3 separate regions of the Mus musculus genome follow, and all the other regions are linked to region 1. A link is a loop called in an ENCODE intact Hi-C map of the cell type or tissue named here. Cell type or tissue: gastrocnemius. All regions are shown on one strand. Links, peaks and the distances in the headings refer to the core of each region. The heading gives the core; the rest is flanking DNA.

Region 1 (8,340 bases), core at 109-8,108:
ACCACTCACTACTTCCCACAATCGCCCTGCAGTTTGAGTACTTCCCTAGTATACAGACAGCTCTATTCACAATTGTTGCAAGTTGGTTCATCATGTTCTAATGGGGGGGGGGGGGGGGCACAGAGAACAAACAAAACATAAGAAAACAAAACAAAACAAAACTACTTAGTACTAGACTGTATCCCAAAGACTTTTGCGGCAGTTGGCCAACTCTGGCTTGTACTGACGTTTTAGCCCACCCCAAATCCTGTGTGAGCACCTGTTCCACGTACCCTAATTTCCTGCCAGACTATGGCCGGAGACAATGCCAAGCCTACTTGAGACATTCGGAGTTCCAACAAGTCAGAAACTTTTGGCTGTGCACGAGGGGAGGGGAGGATTTTCCTCTCCCCAAGTGTGAGGAATGATTTTCATGCATCAATAACACAAATACTTTTGTATCCCCAGAAACAAAAGTAAATTGCATGAGACAACACCCCCTAGCTTTGATTCACATCATAAGAAGATCGATAATCTAACTGTATTCTTTGAGGGAAAAAGTTACAGAATTGACAAGTCCTGAAAAAGATTTTTACTTATTTTTCCCCCCTTTGGCCCAGGTCCTTTTTGCCTTTAGTTTCAAAACTCTCAAAGCACCAGCAGCTAAATTATTCACAATGAGCCATTTCTGTATTGATCGCCAAGTATATTTAGCCCTAGCTCCTGGAATTTCTCCATTACTTACTGGAAAACAGGCAGCTTCACTTCTTGTCTCCAAAACCACTTCCCTTCTCCCTCCCCTCCCCTTCACCACCAGCCTCCCTACCCCCCTCCCGCCCCCCAAAAACTTTTCTTTCTTTCTTTATGGAATAATCAGATCAAATTCCCAGTCACTACATAGCAGTTAAATTCCGACCTGCTCTACTCTTATCAAATTCTTTCAATTAGGTTACGTAAGGTTTGAAAGAAAGGGACCCGGAAAGTTTTAAAGGGGAGCAGTTTCTACCGAGAGCTTACAAATGAGTCTATCTCTTTAAAAATGTACACATTTAACACACATACTAAAAAGAAGCGTCAGTTAGAAGCAAAAGAAGTCTGCGCCAACAGTGAAAGGGTTATTAAACCCTCAGTGAAGGAAAAGGAAGAAAAAGGAAGAAAAAGGAGAAAGAGAAACAAAATGTACATACAAAAGAAATTGTCCTCTGATTAAAAAACAGTCATCACCATTTCCAGCTCTGTCGGGAGCTCCCAGCTTCTTCTAACCCCTCAAGGAGGAGGTGACAATGTCGGGCTGAAGAGAAACGGAGAAAGAAAGAAAGAAAGAAAGAAGTTTTTTGTGTCCCCCCCCCCTTCCCTCCCTGCCCCCTCCAGGCAAAGCCCCCTGCAGAGTTGAAGCCGAGGAGGAGGGAAAGCACTTTACAGGTGGGTCATTCCAAGACCGAATCCAGCAAACAGATCGGCTGATAAACAAAACCAAGAAATGAGAGAGAAGGAACACTCCCCCCCAACCTCCTCCTCCTCCTCCTCCTTCTCCTCCTCCTCGTCCTCCTCCTCCCCCGCCCCCGCCCCCTCGTCCCTTTGGGATGGTCTAGTAGGAAAAGTCACTCAGGAATGGCACCACGTACTTTCAGGAAAGAGGAAAAAAAAAAAAAAAAAAAAAAAGACAGGGAGGGAGGGAGAGAAAGAGAGAGAGGTCAGTGCTACAGCAATGCGATTAACGAGAAGAGAAAAAACTTGATCCACCGGTTCCTTAAGAATCGACCAAAAGCTAAGACAAGAAAACTGAAAGAAAAAGGGGAGGGGGGGTACGAGGGGAGGGACAGTCAGGCAGAACCCAGCAAGGAACCTAGGCCAACTTCACAGGACTGTTTTGTGGCCTCTGGCAAAATAGGAAAAAAAGAAAAAGAAAAAGAAATTAAATCTTCATTCCATCTCCTTCGTCCATACCAGAACCTGTCAAAGCGATTTAACTGTTGCTGTTATACATGTGTCACACCAGATTTTTATTATTATTTTTGTTTTGTTTTGTTTTCAATCTCAACAGTATAATAGCCTCTATCCAGACAGCTGCAATCTATGCCAGGTTATCCAATCTTTCTTCTTGGAATTCAAGTTAAAACAAAGCAAAAACAAGTCCAAATCCATGACAGCTATAAAGATGAGAACTGATTAGTCCATTAACATCCCAGAAGCAGATTACAAGGAGGGGACGATACATTAAGGCAAAGGACATCATCTTCAACGAAATTCCCTGAGCGTCCTTAACAGAGATCATTTCCCTAATCAGAGCCACAACCCATCCCTCCCCAAAGAAAAGCGTCTATATTATTATTATCCCTGGTTAACAGCAACAAGTCATTCGATCACACCACACTGTTAAACAAGATTCCATATCATTACACTTAACTTTGAAAACACTCCCCCTCCCCAACCCCTTTGCAAACCATACACAAATTGATAGATAATCTATGAATCAGAAGACAAATAAAACAAGAGCTGTTCTTCCCCACGCAAAAAGCCAAGCGGAGATTTACCTCAGCAGTGCATGCAGTAAAATAATCCCATCACCCTTTTGTTTGTGTTTACTGTTAGTGTGTCCTCTCCCTCTCTCTCTTTCTTTCTTTCCTGTGCCTAACGTGTGTTTGTGCACTGCAGTTGGTGGTGGAAACTAAGGCAGTGGATCTGTAGCTAAGGGTAATCCTGTTTTTACTTCCTCCATCTTCAGCGAGGAGCAGGGTTAGCCCGGGACAGCTGGTCAAACCCCGAGAAACCGATCCGGCGGAGCCCGAGCACATCTCCCCCGCCGGCCGGGCTCGCGCAGACGCCCGCGGGCGGAGGGCGGGCAGCGGCGGCGGCGGTGGCGGCCGCGCGCGCGCGGAGGGGGTTGGGGGGGGGGTCGTCAGCGAGCGCCCGGGTCCGTGAGAGCCGGGAGCGGGCGGGCGGGTGAGCGAGCGAGCGAGCGGGCGAGCGCGCGGGCGGGAGGGGCGGGGGCGCGTGTCTGCGCGCTCGGCCGCTCGTTCGGCGCGCTCGGCAATCGATTACAGGACAAGTGCCGCGCGGCTCCGCGCCTCCTCCGCGCCTCCTCCGCGCCCCGCGCGCCCCCCGCGCCGGCTCCGCCCCTCTCCCCGCGCCCCGCTGCTCACGTTCTCCGCTGGCCGCGCGGGAGGGACGATCTCGGGCTCCCCCGGCTCATGTCGGCCGCGGGAAGTTCTCTCTCTGGCCCGGTACCTCCCCGGATTCCCGGCTCCCGGCACCCGGAGGATCTGGGACACTGAGCCGGACAGAGGGACCCTTGCGAGTGCCCTGGGAGACACGGAGCGAGCGCCACTGTCCCCATTGTGAAAGTGCTTCCCAGTGCAAGTTTAAAATTAGAGTGTTTACTTGCTGTTTATATCCACCCCTGTCCCGGCGTGTGCCACATCCACCCGAGTCAAAGGAACCGTGAGGTTCGAAAAAGTTGTTAGCCTGGAAGTGTAGCCTAGCCTTATGCCAATCACGACGTTTACATTTGTTGGGCGAAGAGCATAGGAATCGTCCTGAGAAAATAAATGCATTTTCAATCTACAAATAGCAGCATTTACTATCTTTCTTGACCACAGAAAGGGGAATAAAGAATTCTATAATTAAAGGGAAAAGGAAAATGAAAGGAGCTGAAAATACTGAACTGTGTAGTCTGAGTGGTTTAAGTTTGAAATCACATGAAATTATCAGGAGTGCCAAACAACATTTCTGAGAAACCGTATCGCATATTGTGTTGAAAATCAATGCTGAAAGAGGAGCAGGCGCTGTGCCTCCCACTCCTTTAAAGAATCCCAGAAATAGTTGCTGAGAGTTTTCTCCCTTCCCCCTTTTCCATGGAAGCAAGCCATATGACACATTGAAAATAAAATCAACTTTCACCTTAAGCACCGCTCTGCCTTGTGTTTAGATTCTGGTGTGAGCAAAGGTTCACAGTGGTATACAATGAATACACTAATAATGTCCAGTGTATCTATTTTCACTTTTTACAACCTTATTATATCTATTGTAGTTACTAAGCAATTTGTTCTTATAGGTTCAGTTCATTTTTTTTAATTATAGAAAATGATGATTTAAAGCAAATAATCATTTCATTGGGAGTAAACCACTTGTGCTCGGGTTTTCAATAATTTCCTGATGATTTTCTTTAAAGTTGCAATATCTGTGACATTGTTAAAACTAACATTTTTACCTACTCCTCAGCTCTCTGAATAAAATCCCCGCCCCCGCCCCCCCCCCCCACACACACACTTAACGTTAGATTTGGAAAGGTCAAACTAAAGAGAATCTAGGAGTCGAGTCTTTCTAATCAATTCAACAGACAGCAAATTCAGAAAGCTGGCGCGTGTGACGCTACAGTATAGAAAAGGTGACATACTATGAAGTGTGAAAGAAGTTCTCAGAGTGTTCCTTCCCACTTGAAAAGTGTCAGCGTATCTGCAAAGTCATGGTGGTCCTTGGGAAAGACTTAAACATTCAGTACTAAAGTCTTCCTAGTTAAAAGCCACAGAATCCGTCTGCAGAAGAAGATTCATTGTGAGATCTGGAGAAGCCATCCTAAGTTACCAAACTACCACACTTGATGTGGTCCTTGCACCTAGCTGACCACTGCTTGATCTAGATCTCTCCTAGCTTATCCGTGTACCGATTTGCTGCCATTGGTTCCCTAGCCACCAGAGGCACACCCTCTCCCCCTAGTGGTTAAACCTTCGGACAGTTTATTAGCAGACACAGTCGTCCCCCAAGAGAGAGCTATTTAGGCAGGAACTCATGAAGCCCAAATTTTAGGAGGGCATTCTGAAGAGTGGGAATTAGATTTTTTTTAAAAAACATCCCATGTTCCTTTCTCATTCAGAGACTACAATGAATTCAGGTTTTCTGAAGAAGTCATGAATGTGTTTACAAGCTAAATTGGGTAGTTCAGTTTAATATTTCTGAAGTCTGACCTTGGCACCTGGACTCACAATCTAATGCATTCATGAGAAAGTGACCACATATAAACCGTAGCAATTCACGTTGGCCAAGATTTCCCTTCACGATATTTTGGTAGTGGTTAAAGAATGGATTTACTTATGCCCTTAGCCATAGCTACTCTGTATGCAATTTGTTAGGCAGTTATATGCTTGAACTGTGCAAGAAAAGATAGCACCAGGAGAGTCTAGTTCTCCTTATCTTGCTGGAAGGTTAAATCTTCACTTTGGGGACAGGTATACCATCAGAGCAAAGCATTGCTCTGATTGCTGTCTCCTTCTCACTCTCTCTGTTCAAACTATGGAAGCTGATCCTTCCCACCATTGTTCCAGGACCTGACATATTTCCAATGCAACATGGTTGTAGGTATTCTGCTCACATGTTGGTTTTAAAAAGAAAACCTAGCTCTCCGAATAGAATTTACTCTTGGTTTTTCTTTGTTTGTTTTGTCTTTCTTATTTGTCTGATTTGGTTTTTCAAGACAGGGTTTCTCTGTGTACCCCTGGCTATGCTGGAACCCACTGAAGATCAGGCTGGCTTCTGAGATTCACCTGCCTAGGCCTCCCCAATGCTGCGATTTAAGATGTGTGCTACCACTGCCTGGCTAGAGTTTACTCGTGTAAAAGGCAGAGATGATGTCTTATATAGTTCATTATCTTCTCAGACCCAGCACACTGTTTGGCACTAAACGGACAATAAACACTTACTGAATGGTTGTGTAAATGGAAAAACACATATGCTCCTTCCATGTGTTAAGCTATTGTCAAGGAACAAAAATAGCGATGACAAATTCTGACTCCCTAATGAATTGGGTCAGCCCTTAGCTTGTAAGTCATGATACAGGTGTCCTTAGTGTGTTAGTTCTAGCTTATCCATACAAAGGCTGTTGGTGTTTTCCTAGATATTATCAAATTTATTGAAAAATATCAATTGTAAAGGGAGCTAAAAGCATAAAAAAATGCAAATTACTGTATAAAGGTAGTCTCGATTAAAATGCACTTTCATGGTGCCTCAACTTCAGAACAAATTATTTCTCGATGACAATGCAGGAAACCAGGTGACTAGCGAGTGCAGCCCATTTAATTTTACAACCACTAAGTTTAATTAGCAAAATGAAAACTTTACAAGGCACTGTGGCTAAAAGACACATAATAAAGTAAGATTTTTTTCTCCCCTGAACGGTTTGTGTTAATTGTTTTAGCTTTAAAAACAATTCCCTTTAAAGAAACTTAGATAGAGATCTCATTTTTATCTTGTTTTGCTCAGGGAATTAAATCTACATTTTTAAGTTTTGGTTTTATTTTCAGTATGTTTGTGTAGTAGGAGGACAAACTGTAATTCTTATGTAATAATAAAGATTTTTTTAAAAAAACTATATATATACATTTTTGATGGTTTCGTGATCCTTGATGCAATTAGTCCTATAGAGTACATGTTAGAATATGGCCTTTAGGGAAACAGAATTTAACACTGTACACATAGATGGCTGCAGTTAATATTATCTTTTTAAGTGGGAGAAGAGACGATGGTGTTTCTATCTCTCCACTTAGCTACACACTGAACAAGTGGGAAGCCAGAATTAGAATGTTTTCATCGAGACTCTGATTTTGTTTCTGGCTTCCCAGGATTCTGGGGCAACATTCTAAGATCCCATGTTAGAGCAGCACATTGCTCTCTGCCAGCTTTGCCTCTCCAGGGATACGAAGAGTCTATGGTCTGGTTGCTTGACCTGTGAGGTCTAAATCAGAAGTCCGTGTTCCCACCCTCTCTATCTTGAACACTGTCCTTTTAACACTCTTTAAAGAGTATTACTTTGCAGTTAGAGATAAGACTCTTGTTCAAATACCCACATCCCTAGAAAAGAGAACATGATGAATCTACACTTCTAAACAGTTTTCTACTAGGGAGCATGTTCCTGTCCTACAGCAGAGGAGGGACTAAGACCATCGCAGATGAGAGTTATGAAGTGAGAGACAGACAAAGAAGGTGAGGACTTCACCGGTTTCTGAATACAAATGGAAGCATGTATTTTTAAAGATGTCATTATAACCCTTCATAATTGCTTTAAAAAGGCAAATGTGTTCTGCGTTTGAAAAAAAAATTAGAGCCTTCTATTTGTACAAAATTAGAGCTTCAAGCTACAATAAGTGGTACTGTGCAAAAGCAACCCTATCTAAGAGTCATTGGAAAGTAATTCTAAGAAACCCAAGATGTTGGCACATAAAAACTACAGCAAACTTGTTGAGATGCCCGATATAGTATTGGCACAAGATGACAAGTACACCAATTGTCTGGGAATGTATCTCAGAAATAGGGGATAGCAATAAAATGGAAAAAGAGTCTAGTGAGCATAAACACTGATTTTTTTAGACATAGGTGAAAAACAAAACAAAACAAAACAACAGCAAAAAAAACCTTATCCTCAATAGTCCAGAATATATTTAGCAACTAAATTCAAGGAGTGGGAAACTTTAGTTTGGCAGGAATGGGATGGAAAACCCAAAATGATCTTTTAATTGTGAAATTTGGAGGGGAAAGTACAAGGAGCCAGACTGTATTCAGTATAGCAAAGGCTGGATTGTGGCTGAGAGGTGTCATCTCCGAAGAAGCATCTGATAACCAAGCCCTTATCACTAACCACCCATCCTGTCTTTTAGATGTGTGAAAAGCCCGTGGAAGTCCCTGTCCTGTGACTGGGAGGAGCTTCAACAACTTCCAAACCAACTTGGTTCACAGTGGTGCAGTCTAATCGCTCCCTTAATCTCACTTAATCGAAAGGGAACACAGGAATGTATTGCCGGCAGTGACCCAGGGCTTCGATCTTCCCTTTTTAGTAGTCAGATGGCCACAACCTCAGCAAGTTAAGAGCCATGGGGGGATATAACTGGGGAGTCATTTGTTGTTTGCCAGTTCTACATAGCAATGTATACTGTGAAAGGGGTATCTTACCCAAGGAAAGGTCACCTACTGGTAGTAAAGTCAAATGTCATCTCCGCCTAATCTTCAAGACTGTGGTTTAGAGAAAGGTTAGCTTAATAGAGGAGTTAGTGCTCCATTCTGAACTGTGGGTCGTAAGATATGATATAGACAGGGAGAATTACACCATCAGTACCTTTCCCCAGCAGCTAGGCTGAACCTTCAAAACGTTGTTCACATTTGATGCCATGGTAATGTGCTAGACACCTGGGGAAATCCCAGTAAACTAGACACCTGGGGGAAACTTGGTAGACTATCACTAAAGGTTCTATTAACTGTGATCCAGAAACTTCTATACATGGTAGACTGATTTGTTTTAAATGGAATATTGTTGAGAAATAAAAACATTATGCAGAATCTTTAGCATTTTATTCATGAGACTGGGTTTTGTTATAT
Region 2 (8,340 bases), core at 306-8,305, 190 kb before region 1:
TATATATATACACACATACACACACATACATACATACACACACATACACAAATACACACACATATACACATACACACATATATACACACACATACACACATATACACACATACACACATATACACACACACACACACACATACACACACACACAGAAAGAGAAGGAGAGAGAGAGAGAGAATGAGGGGGAGAGAGAGAGAGAGAGAGAGAGAGAGAGAGAGAGAGGTAAATCTACAAAGTTGCAACCAAATAGGCAATGTCCCTAGAAAAAGATCATTTTTTTTTCTCCATCAGGACAGGAAAGGCTCTGTGAATAAATTGTATTATGTGATTAATACTGAAGGAAGTTCAGAAAGGAATGAGTTTGAGAGTGTGCCTCACAGGTAGGTCATGGGAAGCCAAGGAGAAATGGAGCAAGCCTGCGAACAACAATAAGAACACTGACAGATGACTTCAAACTTAATTTAGGCACTTAGAGGATTTTCAGAAAAGATTTACACGGGCGTGGGGATAGAAACTAGTTAGTGTTTAGATAAAGATCCCTGTAAAGAAGTAGGTTTCGTATGTGAATGTTGAGGCTGGTAGCTAAGGCCAAAGACAAGAGCCCCGCTAAGGACTGTCAACACAGCGTGGAGGAACGAGGTGTGGCAATCACAGTAAAGCCTGGCATTGTTGGGGACTGTGATGCTGGAGCTCACATACCTTTTATTTCCTAGAAACAGGAAAATCAGATGCTAGGGAAGGAAAAGCTGATTCCAATCAACCCTAAATCAAACGATGTGTTCTCTTCTTTCTTCCTAGCCCTGCATCTCTGAAAGTGGATTTTAAAAATGACCTTTTTTTTAAAATCTTTTTTGTTGTTGTTGTTTTCGAGACAGAGTTTCTCTGTGTAGCCCTGGCTGTCCTGGAACTCACTCTGTAGACCAGGCTGCCCTCGAACTCAGAGATCCACCTGCCTCTGCCTCCCAAGTGCTGGGATTAAAGGCCTGTGCCACACTGACAGTGTTAAACAGCTGTAGGAATTTCTTCAAAAAGTGACTCTGATCATATTTCTGTAGAGGAAAAGAAAAGAATGTGCATATGGATATTGTGCTAAGATAATGAAGCAATGGTGTGTCTTAGCAGTCTTCAAGAGATGCTTTATAGAATTTGGCTACATAATCTCCTTTAGTGACAACTAGACTAAAATTTCAACTGTAGAGGTATATTTCTATTTCAAAAATTTCCAAGTAGGTGTTCCGAGTTCCAGCAATAATTGATACTTTTTTTTGGGGGGGGGATCTTCACCAGTTGCTGAGTTACTGAATTTTCCTGAAATTGTAAGGTAATGTAAGGAATGTAAAATTAATCTAATCTAAGTTAGCTTCATAGCATGGGTTCTAGCCTACCTCTCCATCACTTCATATACTAAAACTGTCAGAACTTCAGGGTTGGAATTTGTCATTGCATGAATTTCTGTCATGTCTCCAATGTAATCTTTCCAATTTTAGACACAGAAGAGATGTCCTACAAACATCTAATCATTTTAATAAGAAAATGTGTTTTCAGTCTCTTTCCTAACCACCTCTTAATTAGTTATGTTTGCTAAAACACAAGATGAGGGGATACTTTAGCATCTGTCAATTAAAGCACAGAACAATTAAACATTGAGTTTAACAGGGCAGGAGGCTGCTGGGAGCGGCCAATGGGAGCAAGTGATTAATTCTGAAATAATGAAAGCACGAAGCAGCAGTCGTCAGTTTCAGGCTTGCAAGGAAATGATGACTGTGAAATTTGTGACACTTGACTTAAAAATCAATGCTCTTGGAAGGTGATATAATAGCTGTAAGCCAGTGGGTGGGTGTGTGTGCAGGGGGAATCAACGTTGACATAGTGAAACTGCTTAGAAACGAGTGGGCAGGGTAATGGCTATGCTGAAGAGCAGCTAATGGAACTAATGAGGCATATCGTGATGGAGGCAAAGAGCTCCTGTCTTCTGAAGCAACTCCGTTCATTTAGCTGACTAATTTGCTTACTCATCTTTTCTTAATCTCTTAGGGAGCCCTTGGTGGTCTGCTACTCTATAATACTTCTCAGAATTGGCCACATAATATTGAGTAGACCAGCACAGTTAGAGGAAGTTTAAAAAGAAGACCTTCATTTCCTCTAATAAAGGGATGATCGCCCAATACCAAAACAAGCCCTGAAGTCATTCTCTCAGAGAGAAAATGAAAGTTCAAGGTGCCCCGCTATTATTTTTTCCAGAGATATCAGGGAAATGGTTTGCACTTGGAGACAAGAGAGTTTCTGTATTTGAAATCTAAAAAGTCTGTGCCTTTGCTGTATTTTCATATGTAAGTCATTCCTAAATCTTGTTGGGCGTGTAAGGACACCTGTCAATGGTTTCCTTTACAGTCTTTTGACTTATAAAAAATAGGACACAAGACAGCCTCCAAAGATCTTCAGACCATGCCAAGCCAGCTCCTTAAAGCTGCACTAGAGCTTGTTCTTGGAAAGCTGGCTTAACTCGGCTGTATAAAAGGTACCTCTTTTAGTGAGTTAAAAGGTTCCAAAAGATAGAGGGTGTTTTTAATCTTGACTTAAACTGACAACTTATCCTACTTAAGCAAGTAAATGTGAATTTCCTCCCACAGCTCTGTGATCATTAGATCATAATTAGGGTACTAAATATGGAATCGCCCAGTAGATAAGTGGAAACATCATAGTACCAAAACCGAGAGAGAATGGTTTTGTTACTCCGTAGGAGCCAGTCAGCAGCAAATTGTTCAGATTTCGAAGAAGATGCTATAGGTAGTTAGTATATATTCAGGAGCTGGGAAGAAAAGAAAAGATGAAGATATGAACAAACTTTAACATACCGGGTGAAGAAGAAAAAAAATCAAAAATATTTCTTAATACAAAGAATATTTATGATTCTAAGAAAATGTTCACAAAATATCTTGAAGTAGGCCTCTCATACAAATTTTCACATGTGGATAATTTCTGCAGGGAAGTACTCTGTAATGCTAGGAGAACTGGGAGCCACAGTTCATCAGAAAGTCATGTAAGTGAGTCAAAACATCACGTGAAGAAGAAAACCCAGGAAGAAGGCTTTGTGATGTCCAAAGCCCACACTTTCCCCTGAGGATGAAGAATTGTGGTATGGTCAGACACCAGGAGTGATATGGAGATTAAAAAAAAAAAGACTTCCCACTCATGAAGAATCAATGTGCTTGCCTTCTCCTTTAAAACATTCTCAAAATGAGGATATTCACCTATTCAGTTTGCTTGTATCCTTTCTGGTGCACCTGCCATTCTGTTTGTAGTTTGTTTCTAGATATGCCCCTTCCACCCTTAAATGCATCTTATCTGATAGCAGTCTGGAGCAGGTCTGGACATGTTACGTGTTTTCTGTTTGTTTCTGAGCCCCACCCAATGTGTACGTTTTCCCATCACTCCAGTTTTTACAAAAGATAATTTAGGTCAGCACCATACCACCCTGGTTTTGTAAAAGTCACATCAAGTTATAATGTATGCATTTTGTGGAGAAGACCCTGACACTGCCCTTCGTCTGAGGTGTTTGTCCTCACACATATGATATTAAAATGCACAAAACTCTGTTTCTTTGTTGTACAGCCCTACCCTATGAGCAGACCAATTGGCATCTTCATAAGACCAGCTCTGTCTGCTTGCAAAAGATTGTCAGGGATGGGCTTTTTAATTGTTAACCATTCCATCAGAGAAGGGGTATCCGCCACTCATCTCTGTCATTTGTATGTCATTCTACCATAACTGCATGTGGCCTGCAGGGTCTCAGGGAGACACTGGTGTATGTAGGCTGAACAAGACTCTGGCATGTTGGTTACAATTCAAAATATTAGAAATGTGTGTGTGTGTAAGTAAAATTGATTGTTAATTAGTTGTGTTAGATAGTCCAATCTTATCTAACTTTTTACATGAACACAGCTAATTAAACTATTCCCCATTAAAGCCATATGTATGCATTATCTCAGTGATTCCCCATGTATGTGGTATTAGTTCATAATTTTGCCAATACATTAATAATACATTTTGCTTTTGAGTAAAGCCCAAAAAAGCCCTGTGAACCATAATAAATTTGTTCATCTAATAACTAGATTTTTTTTCAGAAAAATACTAGTGACCTTGAGATCCATGAGATATTTTTAAACTCTGGCTGACGTGGCATACCAGTTTTTCTAAACACAGCTGCTGGTGAGTCTGTAGATGTCATCCTGGGGAATCAGAAACAAGATCAGACAGATATTTAACCAAATTGGTGTAGTGGGTCAAACTCAATTGATGTCGTTTTCGAGAACTAATATAATGCAAGAGAGAAACGGCCTTATGTGGGTCTAAATACTAAAGGCTAAATCTTATGCTACAGAGAAATGTATCAAGGTTATAGAAAGTGCTTAGAATTACAGTTTGTTAGAAACAAAAAAAAAAGTGGGGGTAGATCATCAGATACCTGAACATACTCTAAAGCACTGTCACCATTTCATTAGGCCACACCAGGGAAGATTGTCTATCTCTTGGAGCACACAGCAAGTTCTCACCACATTCTGTTCTCAACCCTGTGAGTGAGTATGTTGTGTCTTCAACAGAAATCAAGTCTGAAAACAGACCTTTCTCACCCACATATATCTTACCCCTTCCACCTCCTCCACCTTAAGTTTTCTTTCATTTGGCCTTTTATGTGATACAAAATAAGACACAGGGAACAATAATGATGACTCTGGGAATTATTTTAAATTTAAATGCTTCACATTTAAGATGGGGAACTTGGACAATGAACTACAGATCCAGAGACTCAATCAGTGGTTCTTTTGGGTTCATCGCTATTTATGATAACATAGTACATAGAATCATTTTAAAAATAAATTAATTTAAGTAACCAGAGTCTGTCCTTCCAGCTTAACCACAATCAATCCTCTTTTGTTCACTCTTGGATCTTTAAATAGATAACTGTAAGCCCTTTTCCCCCCTTCTCTCATTCACACTTGCCTAGAATTGTCCAATCAGTGTACTCCTTTCTGTAGTGGGTGTTTGTTTCCTTGTCCAGGATTGTCCAATCAGTGCGTTTCTTTCCTTGGTTTGTTTTCAACCTGGCATGGAATTCTGAAATATAATTCTTTGTCACTAGAACATTTGCATCATGATACCACGTTTACTTGAGAGACAGGTTCTAAAAGGACACATCCTTCCTTAAGTATAAAATGGAGGAAGGGATGGTGGTAGGTGGGCGTGGTGTCTACCTTCTTCATATTCTCATTGTGCTAGAGCAAAAGATAGCAGTAATACAGATGATGCACACTCATGACTAGAAAGTCTGGATAATAATAAATATGCATAAAATCCCATGAGAGTCATGATTGTGAGCTATTGATTCAAGGTAAACATCATGATTTATTCTGTCCACAAATTAGGACTTACTTTTTAAAATTTGCCTATCATGATGTCCTTTATCCCTCAGATACCCAAACTTCAGATGTCTGGAATCTGGATGTGTCCTACAGAGTCGGGGACTCATTAAGGATATGGGCTAGCGCAAGGAGAGCTAATTACTTTTACACTGAGAGAAATTCATGGAAAAAATTATTTAAGACTACGTTAAAACATTTTAACATGTAAATAACCCTCTTTTGTTGTGAGTAGGGATATCCTTTCAAACTAGACTATCTGTCTAAAGCCAACACAGCATAGTCACCTCTCTGTCAGTAGTATCTTCGAGTTTGTTATAACAACACTGTAAATTTTCCAGTTGGTTCCTGAAAATAGGTCCTGCCCTCCATGGAACATTTAGGAGGACTGCAAATCCGACACAGGAGTTGCTGATCGCAGACCTGGAATCTTATCCTCCTGGTGTTATTCAAAACCCAGAACACTCGGTGTCAGTTTCTGTGAAGGGAGTGTTCCTTTGGGAGTGAGGACAGAGAGCTTCAACCCTGAGCTGTGTAAGTGGAGTAGGAAGTGTGGCTGTGAATCCAACACTTAATTTTTAACACACAGGCAAATGTCAAGGTGTGTCGGTGTGAGAGGTGAATTCAGGGGATGCAAAGAGCTGGAGAAGCCTCCGTGATCATCTGCTTCAGCCTGACAGAGTTTACAAGCAAAGATTCAATTCAGCCATTTATTTCAAAGCAAACATTTAAAATGCTCGGGAGTCAGGCAATGATTTTGGGTCACTGGTTTTAGATCACTGGTCCAACATTTGCTAAAACATGGGGAATTAAGTATACTCTTTTGTTAATCTGTCTTTACCAGGATTCTCCTTTTATGGAATAAGGAATTTGATGAATTACCTCTTCCTTATAGATTAAAAAAAAATCTGCTTTTACATGTAAACCACTCAATGGAGCATTTGCAACTCACATAACAAACTTCTTTCTCAATTATCTACCCAAGAATTTTTAATTTTTCTTTATGACTTTCAGAGCAATTGAAAGAGCATACACTTTCTATTTATACACTATCCTTTGAAGAAATTGCCTCCTTGTGGATTTCAGAATGAAAATGTATTCAATTTTAGTTACTGTCTGTCACTTAAGTGGGTCTCCAGTGTGGGTGTAAGGTCAGACTTGAAAATGTGTAGTTCTTCAATACAGTGGACAAGCATTTCAAGAGAGGGAGTTAGTTGAATGGCTTCTTCAACTCTCAAGTAAGCCCTCCCACACTCTACTTAAAGCGAAGAGTAGAAGAGCTTAAAAGGAAAAGTGGGAAGTCTCCCCACTCCCAACTTTCTGCTCTCTACCATCACAGTCCCAGCTTAAATTGAATTTCTTACAGCCCTGCCTTTCCTAGAAGTTTTCTTACCGTGAGTATTTGTCCTTTTCTTTCTATCTCTGTTCTTACCCACCGAGGCCAAATTGGCCACTGAAGTTCTCCAGGCTCTCAGCATCCATCCCTTTAGTCCCTGCTCTTCCAGCTGCTTGTCTCATTCATTTGGCCATCAGCCCCGAGCCACACCCTAACTCCTCAGCTGCTTTGCCATTTTGTTATGCTGTTCCTAGGTGCCTATGTCACTTCCCTGCTAAACTGTAAGTAGTTCAAAGTCCTTGAATGAAACAAAAAGTAATGACGGGGTGCAGGTAGCCACTGTAACTCTGATGAGTTTGCCAGGACAGCAAAAATATCACTTTATTCCAATGCTGCACCCCTAAATGCCCAGCTAAGCAAGAACAAACCATCCAGCAAGGTCAGGACAAAGCTCCATAAATATCTTAGGTTATCTTCGACCACTGCAATAGATTCCTAACCAACCCTTTTGCCACCAATCTGTCTTATCCAACTTGTTAGCCTCATGACCAGTCAAATAATCTTACTATGGTAGGCACTACAATAGTTGGTTGTTTACCTAAATTTGTTAAACACTTTCATGCACAAAAAGTAATGGAAGTCCTGATTTAGACGATTATGTCAAGCTGTGAGTGAATTAACAAAAAGCATGAATTTAGAGTCAGCAACTAAGAAAATGTTTTGGTGCAATAGAGGCAGGCATGATACGAGCATCTATCATCTAGCATCTTTCCAGACTACCACTGTTGTTAGAAGCTGTAACTCAGGATATATTATAATCACATGGACTCATTTATTAATCACATGGGTTCATTCATTAATTCAACACATAAGTTTAGTGCCTACCCCGTTCCGCACACCCAGACTGACAAAGCACAGTGCATGCAAAACAAGAACTATCAGGAGGCTTTGTGAACACTGCCTTTGTTAATCATGCTTTTAGCTGAACTCATACCTTTCAAATTAGTCAGGGTCCAAGCAGGAAACAGACATCGTCTTTAGATTCAGAATGTATGAGACGAGTTTAAGGCCACTTTTATTTGGTGCATGTTCAGAAAAAAAATCAAGCCAAAGTGGCACGTCCTGAGACCACAGAGCTCTGCAGCACTCTTAGGTTTGAAAGGGATGCAGGTACCGGTGCTACTAAAACCTGGAGACTATAGAAAAGGTATTAGGACAGAGAGAAAGGCTTTGAAAGCCCAGAGGTTAGAGCTTGAAGAATGCATACATCCCATGTCCCCATTCCCTTCTGTGTTTGTCTTGCCTCCTCAGAAGTCAGAACGTAAGACAACTTTTCTATGGGGATTACACACTTCAGACATCCAGGTTTCTGGGCATAGTGGAGGAAGAATGCACCCAACATTCAAATAGCTTGATGACTTTGTCCAACAGCCCTTTAAAACTTTGTAATAAATATTTATGTCATCACCATTGGTTTCTTAAACAGCACGAACCCATACTGAAGGAGTGATTTTGAGTACATTTTACATTTATTTTTAATTGGCACATAAAAAATGCACATACTTATGTGATAGCAAATGATGC
Region 3 (8,340 bases), core at 306-8,305, 360 kb before region 1:
GCTTCTAGAGGAAGCCTAGTTGAATCATGTTCCACATCTAAAGCTTCGATCAATCTTGGATTGAAAGTTTCCAAGAAAAAGAAAATTGTCTCCAGACAAAAAAGTGCACCGTTTCCCCCTGTCACTGGTCTGTAAATTACATGGTATTTACATATAACCTACATGATATCAAGAGATAACTGAAAGCAAATGATGGGCATAGCTAAATTATAAGCAAATCCATCATTAAATGTATATGGCTTAGGCATCTGTGGACTTGGGCATCAAGGAGAGTACTGGAACCAAACCTCTACTAATCTCAAGGGAGAGTCAAACTTAATGCAATCCCTTTCTCTGAATTACTCTAACACATGAGCTTTAGGAAAGAAATAATAACCTGGGTATGAAGCTGGCATCTGCCAGTTCTGAGCCCTGTGACACCAAGGTATTAAATTTCTCTCAGCCCTACTGCCTCATCTGTAAAATGTATTAATGATCACCAACTCTCTGGACCATTAGTAGAAGTCAATGAATTTATATGTGTAGAGATGTGGGTTTTTTTTTATTTATTTCATGTATGTGAGTACACTGTACCTATCTTCAGACACACCAGAAGAGGACATTGGATCCCATTACAGATGGTTGTGAGCCACCATGTGGTTGCTGGGAATTGAACTCAGGACCTCTGGAAGAGCAGTCAGTGCTCTTAACTGCTGAGCCATCTCTCTATCCCATGTTTGGAGTTTTAAGCCTTCACATCATCATTATATTTCTGTACACACTGTTTCTGGATTAATAGAAAATGGGCATTTGTGCTCTAAGTCTGTCAAAGATTCTGAATAAGCACAATCATTTAAAAAAGATTCCAAGATATAAAAATACAATTTTAATCAACTTTAGACTCAATGTCTACTATATACTAGGCCCAATTTGAGAATTTTTCACAGTATAATTCTTAGCCAAACAGTCAAGAAAAATTTGTAAATTATCAAAGGACATTAGTCTTCTCCAGCATTGATTAGAAAATAATTTCATCATATAAAGTTGATGGAGCCAGTTATTTCTGTCTCATCACAAAATGTGGTAAAATTATGATCACGTGGTAAAATAAAAACTTTGGACTCAATTTATGAAGATAGATATCTATTAAATTTCCTGTGCATGAGCTGAAATGATGAAGAAAAACATAATTCTTATTTGTTTTCTTACTTGTGCCTGCATTTAAATAATGAACCAACTTTAGATATATCTAGAGCCAACAGAACTGTCTCGCATAAAAACAGTGGGGAAAGATTTTTATTTCTCTTGCTGAAAATATTTAAAACAATTATTCACGAGACAGATGACATCTAGAAGTGATCTCGTGTTAGCATGTTCTGAAACACTGATGCAGACATCTCCAACTGAGGTTGGCAAAGCTTCTCATATCTGACAGTACAATATGGACTCTCTAAAGGAAGAAAGATGCCAATATTTTCAAATCCTTCAAAACAAACTGAGAGCATAGAAAGTAGACAGATCTGGCCAAGTTAAGCTTTATTCCAAAAACATATTTTTCCAGGAAACCCATCTGAATGCTGATCTATCAAGTCAAGTACAGCTGTTCCTGGGGGTGGGGATGGGGAAGTGGAAGAGGAAGAACAGCAGGAGTTAAATTTGATGTTCATTAACACGAAGGGACATTTCTTGCCCCATTTAACTAATATCTTAGTTGGTACAGTGTAACAAACACTGTTTAGTTGTTAAAATCTATTATACCTGCTTTAAATTGCAACTCCATATAGCCAGAAGCTCAATAGTTGGTAAAATTCAATTTGAGTTGCCAGAGGTTGTTAATGGGTAGTATTTCTATTTATTCTCTTAATTGTCCGTTATCTAAATTATCACTGTGATGAAATCTTATGTTTACTACATTCCCACATAATCAGAATGTCTAAATAATTTTCCTTGTAAGTATAATGATGTCCATAAAAAGGGCCCATAAAACTCTTTAGGGACAGGTTTTAGAGTTGTTTGTGTGTGGTTATTATTATTATCTTCATTGGTGTTTATATCTACCACATTTAATCTCAAAATAAATAATTCTACTTAAACTTTGACAACATTAACAAAAATATAAAAATAACAAGCCAAAATTTATCATTGCTAAGCACAGAGTGGACTCTTAGAGTGTGGGTGCATACTTACTGACTACCAGCTCAAATTTAGCCTGCAGATGCCTTTAGAAACTTTCAGTTTGTTTATATAGTGGATTACATTGATGGATTTCCGTATATTAAACCATCCCTGCATCCCTGGAATGAAGCCTACTTGGTCATGATGGATGATTGTTTTGATGTGTTCTTGGATTCGGTTAGCAAGAATTTTATTGAGTATTTTTGCATCGATATTCATAAGGGAAATTGGTCTGAAGTTCTCTATCTTTGTTGGGTTTTTATGTGGTTTAGGTATCAGAGTAATTGTGGCTTCATAGAATTAATTGGGTAGAGTACCTTCTGTTTCTAAGAACTCACATGATATGTACTCACTGATAAGTGGATATTAGCCCAGAAACTTAGAATACCCAAGGTACAATTTGCAAAACACATGAAACTTAAGAAGAACAAAGACCAAAGTGTGGACACTTCGCCCCTTCTTAGAATTGGGAACAAAACACCCATTGAAGGAGTTACACAGACAAAGTTTGGAGCTGAGACGAAAGGATGGACCATCTAAAGACTGCCATACCCAGGGATCCATCCCATAATCAGCCTCCAAACACTGACACCATTGCACACACTAGCAAGATTTTGCTGAAAGGAGCCTGATATAGCTGTCTCTTGTGAGGCTATGCCGGGGCCTAGCAAACACAGAAGTGGATGCTCACAGTCAGTCAGCTATTGGATGGAACACAGAGCCCCCAATGGAGGAGCTAGAGAAAGTATCCAAGGAGCTAAAGGGGTCTGCAACCCTATAGGTGGAACAACAATATGAACTAACCAGTACTCCCCAGAGCTCATGTTTCTAGCTGCATATGTATCAGAAGATGGCCTAGTCGGCCATCATTTGGGAAGAGAAGCCCCTTGGTCTTGCAAACTTTATATGCTTCAGTACAGGGGAACACCAGAGCCAAGAAGTAGGAGTGGGTAGGTAGGGGAGCAGGGGGGGGGGGTCGTATAGGGGACTTTCAGGATAACATTTGAAATGTAAATGAAGAAAATACCTAATAAAAATTGGGGAAAAAAAAAAAAGAAACTTTCCGAACATAGCACTTCGGTCTGAATATAGCTCTGTAGTAAGTGTGTTATGCTTATGATATAACATTGAAATTTCCTTCTTAAAATTAGTTATAGGGCTTATGATGTAATAGCTACGGTAAAATGCAAACAATGAATTCTTTAAGTGTGATTATTTTCATATCCATAATTTCCAGCAGAGGTCTCTAGAGAGCAACCAAAGTTATGGAAATAAGGAATATGGGTGCAGAAATTTAAATAGAAATTTTAACTCTTCAGCTTAATGTGGGCTTTCTTTTCACCCACGCCCCTTTCTCTTTTGATGTCTCTGAGCCTTCATCAGATAAAAGGCTGTCTAAAAAACTGATCAGAATAGACACAAGAGAACAGGTTAATCTCAAGTGCACCGGTGTAATGTGTCACAAAACAGACAATGTAATTATCTCAGCAGCCTGTTTAACCAGCTAATTCGGCAGCTTTGCATACCAGGGGTGAGCTCATCTGTTCACGATACTCTACTCCCAGCCAGGGATTTTTCACCCAGCTCACTAGGTTTTACAAAAGCTTGTGAAAGCTTGAGGACTGAGTGTTTCCTTGAATGAGGTTTAACAGCTTTTTGCAATCTTCTATTTATCAGGAAGCAACGGACTAACAAAGAGAATAAACTGCAGATCGGCATTGTATAGTTCCTCCCCCCACCCAAAAAAAAAATGAAGTCATACTGATGTAAATACTTATGTGTTCACCGAAATAAACTCACTCTCCTTACAGGGAATCTCGAGAAATGCTCAACAGGTTAACAGAAATGTGATTTGGGACGTGAAGATTTCTGAACCTGATGTCATTTTCTTAGCAGTAAATTCTCTTGCTATCAAACACGCTCTGCGTGTGTTTGATACTGCTGTATCCTGCTGACCTGGGGCTGAATTTTGGTTCCTGCTAGGTCTTTAGTAAATTGAACCTATTGTACCTTTGTCTTTATAATATGAGTAGTTCCCCATCAGATGTTTACTGAGGGGTTTAAATTATACATCAGGGAAATGCTGTACAAAGAGGTAACAAATAGTGGCTCTCTTATTGCATGGTATCACACGAAATCATAGGTGTAAGCATACATATAGGCATAAATACTTGTACAAAGACACATACATATATATGTATACATATATATGTGTGTGTATGTATGTGTGTATGTATATATATATATATATATATTACAAATAAATACAGCTCTATAAGTGCAAATATCTACTAAGTCAAACACAGGAAACAATAATAAAGTAAATAGATAAACCAAATAACAGAAAGTTCTACTGTCTGCTATCTCTGATGGATCTGATATCTGCGATACTGTATCTTATTATTTCCAGGAGAGTCAAAGCCTTAAACAATGCTAATGGCTGTCTTGAAGGTGAAGCAGAGAGGAAGGAAGACTGTAATTCATCGTAAACCCTATTACTTTCGTGAGCTACTGAGCAAAGCAAGAACAAGTTACATCATCTCGGGTGCAAATTTTAACCCATTAGATTGGGATTGCATCTCAGGTTGATGGAATGGTGAGACTCCATCACCAGAAGGATGTCTAGGAAGCAGTAATGAGGTCACAGAGTGCCGTGCTCTGGACTCAGTACATGGAATCGCAAGTCTTCTGTAGCAGGTTTGAAAGACTGATGTCTGCTTCCATTCTGCTGCCTTAGACTCCAATCGTATCTCTCCTCTTCATCATTCTGTGACCCTCTTATATGTAACTAAGTTATCCTCTGCCTCTAGTTTCCTGCAAACTTCTCTTCCTTTCAATGTTTCACTGAGACTCCATGGGCTCAAGGTTACCCTGGGGTCATGTCCCTGCTGAGCAAGTTTTGTAGCAGTGGCTGCACCTTCTGCCCTTCCCCTGTGACTTTTACAGGCTTGTTACCATGCCCTACTTTCTTCAAGACCCTGCTGAAACATTATCTCCCAGCAAAAGTTTAACCAGTAACTTAGACACACTCTCTCTTTTCTCCTTTTCCCCATAATGCTTACCTAGACCTCAGTTAAAGAATTTCTAGGTTTTTGCATTTGCTATCTCTCCAGCCACTAAAGCTCAGTGAAATCAGAAATTCGGTTTTATTCATTGGGGGGAAAAAAGAGGGGAAAAAAAGGTCCCCAAAAGTCCCTGGCACTCAAAGCAGTTAAAGCAGTTGTTTGGTACACAATTGTTGAATGTTTTACATCTCCACAGTCTATTGCTACCATTAATCTGTCAGCACTCTAAGGAAGATAGGACCTGGATCTTAATCATCATTGACTACACTGCCTGGCACACAAACACACAAAAAGGTGCCTAACTAGTAAAAATTCTTAAAATGAATGAAAAGGAAACAAGGAAGTAGAAAATAAGGCATGTTTTTAAATGAAGAGTCAGTTTTAAGTGATTTTTTAAGGTTGTTAAACACATCAAGATAACCCTGTGGTGTAAAAATAAATAAATGAATGAATAATAAAAAATGAATGAATGAATAAGTAAATGAAAGGTTGCGAATCATATCACTGCATCTCAGTTCTCCATGAAAAGGGTCATGTGCTGCCTTCATCTTGTGTAGTTTTTGATAGATCCCTGGCATGGTCCCTTTTATGTCTGTCATAAACCCAGGGAAAGTAAGGAAGTAACTGTGGGGCATCTTGCCCAGAACTATGCTGCAAATCATTGCTGAGATCTTGGTCGTTCATAGGAACACCTTTCCCTTGGGAGGTCTTCGGGGCCTACCTTTCAGGCTGATTTTCTGGAATTTCAAATGTCAGGGTAATTTTGTTTTGTTTTATGAGGTGTGTGTGTGTGTGTGTGTGTGTGTGTGCATATGGATGTGAGTATATGTATGTGTGTATGAGTGTGTGTGTGTGCATGTGGATGTATGTGTGTGTGTGAGTGTGTGTGTGTGTGTCTTATCACCAATACGATTCTTGCTGCTCTCTTCCAACAATCAAGTTAATATCATAAAATTAAGAACTTAAATATTGGAAAGATTCAGGACACTTTTAGCACATTTAACAAGCACATCACCTCCTTCCCAACACCCAAGGGACTAACTAACATTGCCTTTGCAGTCACAGATTTTATATTTAATGAGCATCTACTAAGCCTATTTAACCCAGAAAACCAAAGTGATACAATCTTTTACTAAAGCCCATATTTCTAAGACTTCTTTGATGGGTGGATTTCTTTCCATCTGGAGCAAGTGATATATAACTGAAGTCTAACTTAGCACATGCGTTTTATAATTCCATATCACTTTTCTAAATCAATAAGCAGTTAACTCTGAGTGGGAATATTTGGGCTTAAAAGGAGACAAAAAATTAGAGTGTGAACTTGCCTTTGTACGAGCTCCTGTTAACATATTCCATATAGTGTCGGGTCAAACACCTTAACTTGTTTTATAGAGTCGCTGCCTAATATTCTTCAGCTCCTGTATAATTTTCCTTACATTATGCTTGCAGGCGATATTAATTTACATGGGTTAAAAAGGGTCATTAGTTTATTACTTAGTATCTATGTGGCCTTTAGCAAAGAGAAAGCATTATGCAAGTGCCAAGTGACAGTCCACCAGGTCCCGGAGTTTTAAGGTTTTCTCGATTCTTCTTTCATGGTCAGATACGTTGTGTATCTACATTCATGGTGCTCATTAGTGTAAGGTTCCTTTCCTTAATGCGCATGTTTATTCAACAATATGTTAAACATTTTTATATTCAAGTTTCATATATGCTCTGAGTATACATCATGCTGGGTAAAACATAGACAAAGAAGGGAAGCAATGCATGCAGATATCTTTGAGTGCCATAATCATAGAATTACATAAATAGTCACAATTAGTTAATAGGTAGGCCAAGTACCAAGGTAGAAGGTAATGTTGCTGTACTTGGAAGCTTACATCAACTCAAACTAACTCCAGTGCTGTTTTAAAGTGACATATATGCATTAGCTAATCTAACATCTGAGCCCATAAAATGTAAATATAGGTTACTCAATGCATTGCTAAATCACAAAGAAAAAACCTAGGAACCCTATGGTGTCTTTGAAAATGAAATTGTAATTATTAGTCATAATTTTTGTGTGTTGCAAAGAAAAGCAATGGGGGGGGGGGAACTTTGTGTTAGCTAGTCTTCCCTGTTACTGTGACCAAACACATGATGGAAGCAATTTAAGAAGGGAAGTATTTATTCCAGTTCACAGTTTGAGGGAGTGCAGAAGCCTCCCTCCATTTAGAACGTACAGCCTTCTTCAGTAGACGTGCCATGTTTCTGGCATCTCCTGTCTCCTGGGGTCTCTACTGATGCTTAGTATTCACCTTCACAAGCCATTTGGGAGCTTTGCGAAGAGCTCTGACCCTGATACACAGGGCCTAGCCTTAGCACCTTGCTGGAACCTAGCTGCAAGCCCCCACCCTTCTCTCATTCCAGTATCTACCAAACCTGCACCACATGGAAGCCATCAGCATTTGGGCATGACTCAAAATGCAGCCTGGCTCCCTTGAACTAAACTGCAGTTGCCAATGAGTGCTGGCCTAGCTGAACTGAAGTAGGTGGCCTTCTCCTCTAGGATGTCCTAAGGTTCTCCTTTTGAGGACTCTTTAAATGAAAGGTTACAACCCCAGGTGTGATTGCTTACCTATACCTGTAATTCCAGGATCTGGGAAGCTGAGGAAGAAGGAATTTCATGATAAGTACTATACTAGCTTGAGCCACAAGAAAATAAAGCCCATTCTTTTAAAAAAAAATGTTCTTTGTTAATTTCACATTATACACTCCAATCCCATTCATCTGCCCTCTACCCTTGCAACCTTCCAAACAAAAGAGAATAAAATATAGAAAAAGAAAACAAAGTAAAACAAAACAAAATAAATCTCCATGTGGAACTCTCTAGTGCAACACACTTTCTTCCACATATCTCTACATGCAAATGTTCATTTCGGAGAGTCATTGGCCTGGTTCAAGGCCTCTTGCTTGTGCTATACTATCAATACTGGATTCTCACAGGAGCTCCTCTAGGTAATCCTGTTGTTTCCCTGTGACCTGGAGATTCCTCAGCTTTGGATCTGCAGGACTGCCTTCATGCACTACAGCCATTCATAGATAGGGTAGATGTTGGAAAGGGTCAACTGAAAACCCTGGA

Evidence for each region. Peaks named below come from ENCODE experiments on the same cell type or tissue, not always from the same donor. Only the 100,000 strongest peaks of a DNase experiment are listed, where the experiment ranks them.
Region 2: a loop joins it to region 1, with 5 times the contacts of the local background. A loop is called at or near these places in 3 of 42 quality-filtered maps.
Region 3: it touches region 1 in a loop (5-fold over the local background); 17 of 42 quality-filtered maps call a loop at or near these places.

What each region holds. Positions count from the first base shown.
Region 1 is chr1:69,684,528-69,692,867 of GRCm38, forward strand. It overlaps Ikzf2 (IKAROS family zinc finger 2), which reads right to left and starts at 1,433. Exons shown (of 8, transcript NM_011770.4): 1 at 1,167-1,433. In gastrocnemius, for the core only: a CTCF peak has its summit at 4,686 (motif pointing left); DNase peaks (open chromatin) are centred at 1,398, 2,814, 3,032 and 4,677; H3K4me3 peaks cover 4,579 bases; H3K27ac peaks cover 4,462 bases.
Region 2 is chr1:69,497,229-69,505,568 of GRCm38, forward strand. No RefSeq gene overlaps it. Among named protein-coding and RNA genes, the nearest start is that of Gm28497, 70 kb to the left of the region's middle. In gastrocnemius, for the core only: no CTCF peak of the experiment used is centred there; no DNase peak of the experiment used is centred there; H3K27ac peaks cover 2,659 bases.
Region 3 is chr1:69,328,190-69,336,529 of GRCm38, forward strand. No RefSeq gene overlaps it. Among named protein-coding and RNA genes, the nearest start is that of Gm28497, 99 kb to the right of the region's middle. In gastrocnemius, for the core only: a CTCF peak has its summit at 3,394 (motif pointing right); no DNase peak of the experiment used is centred there.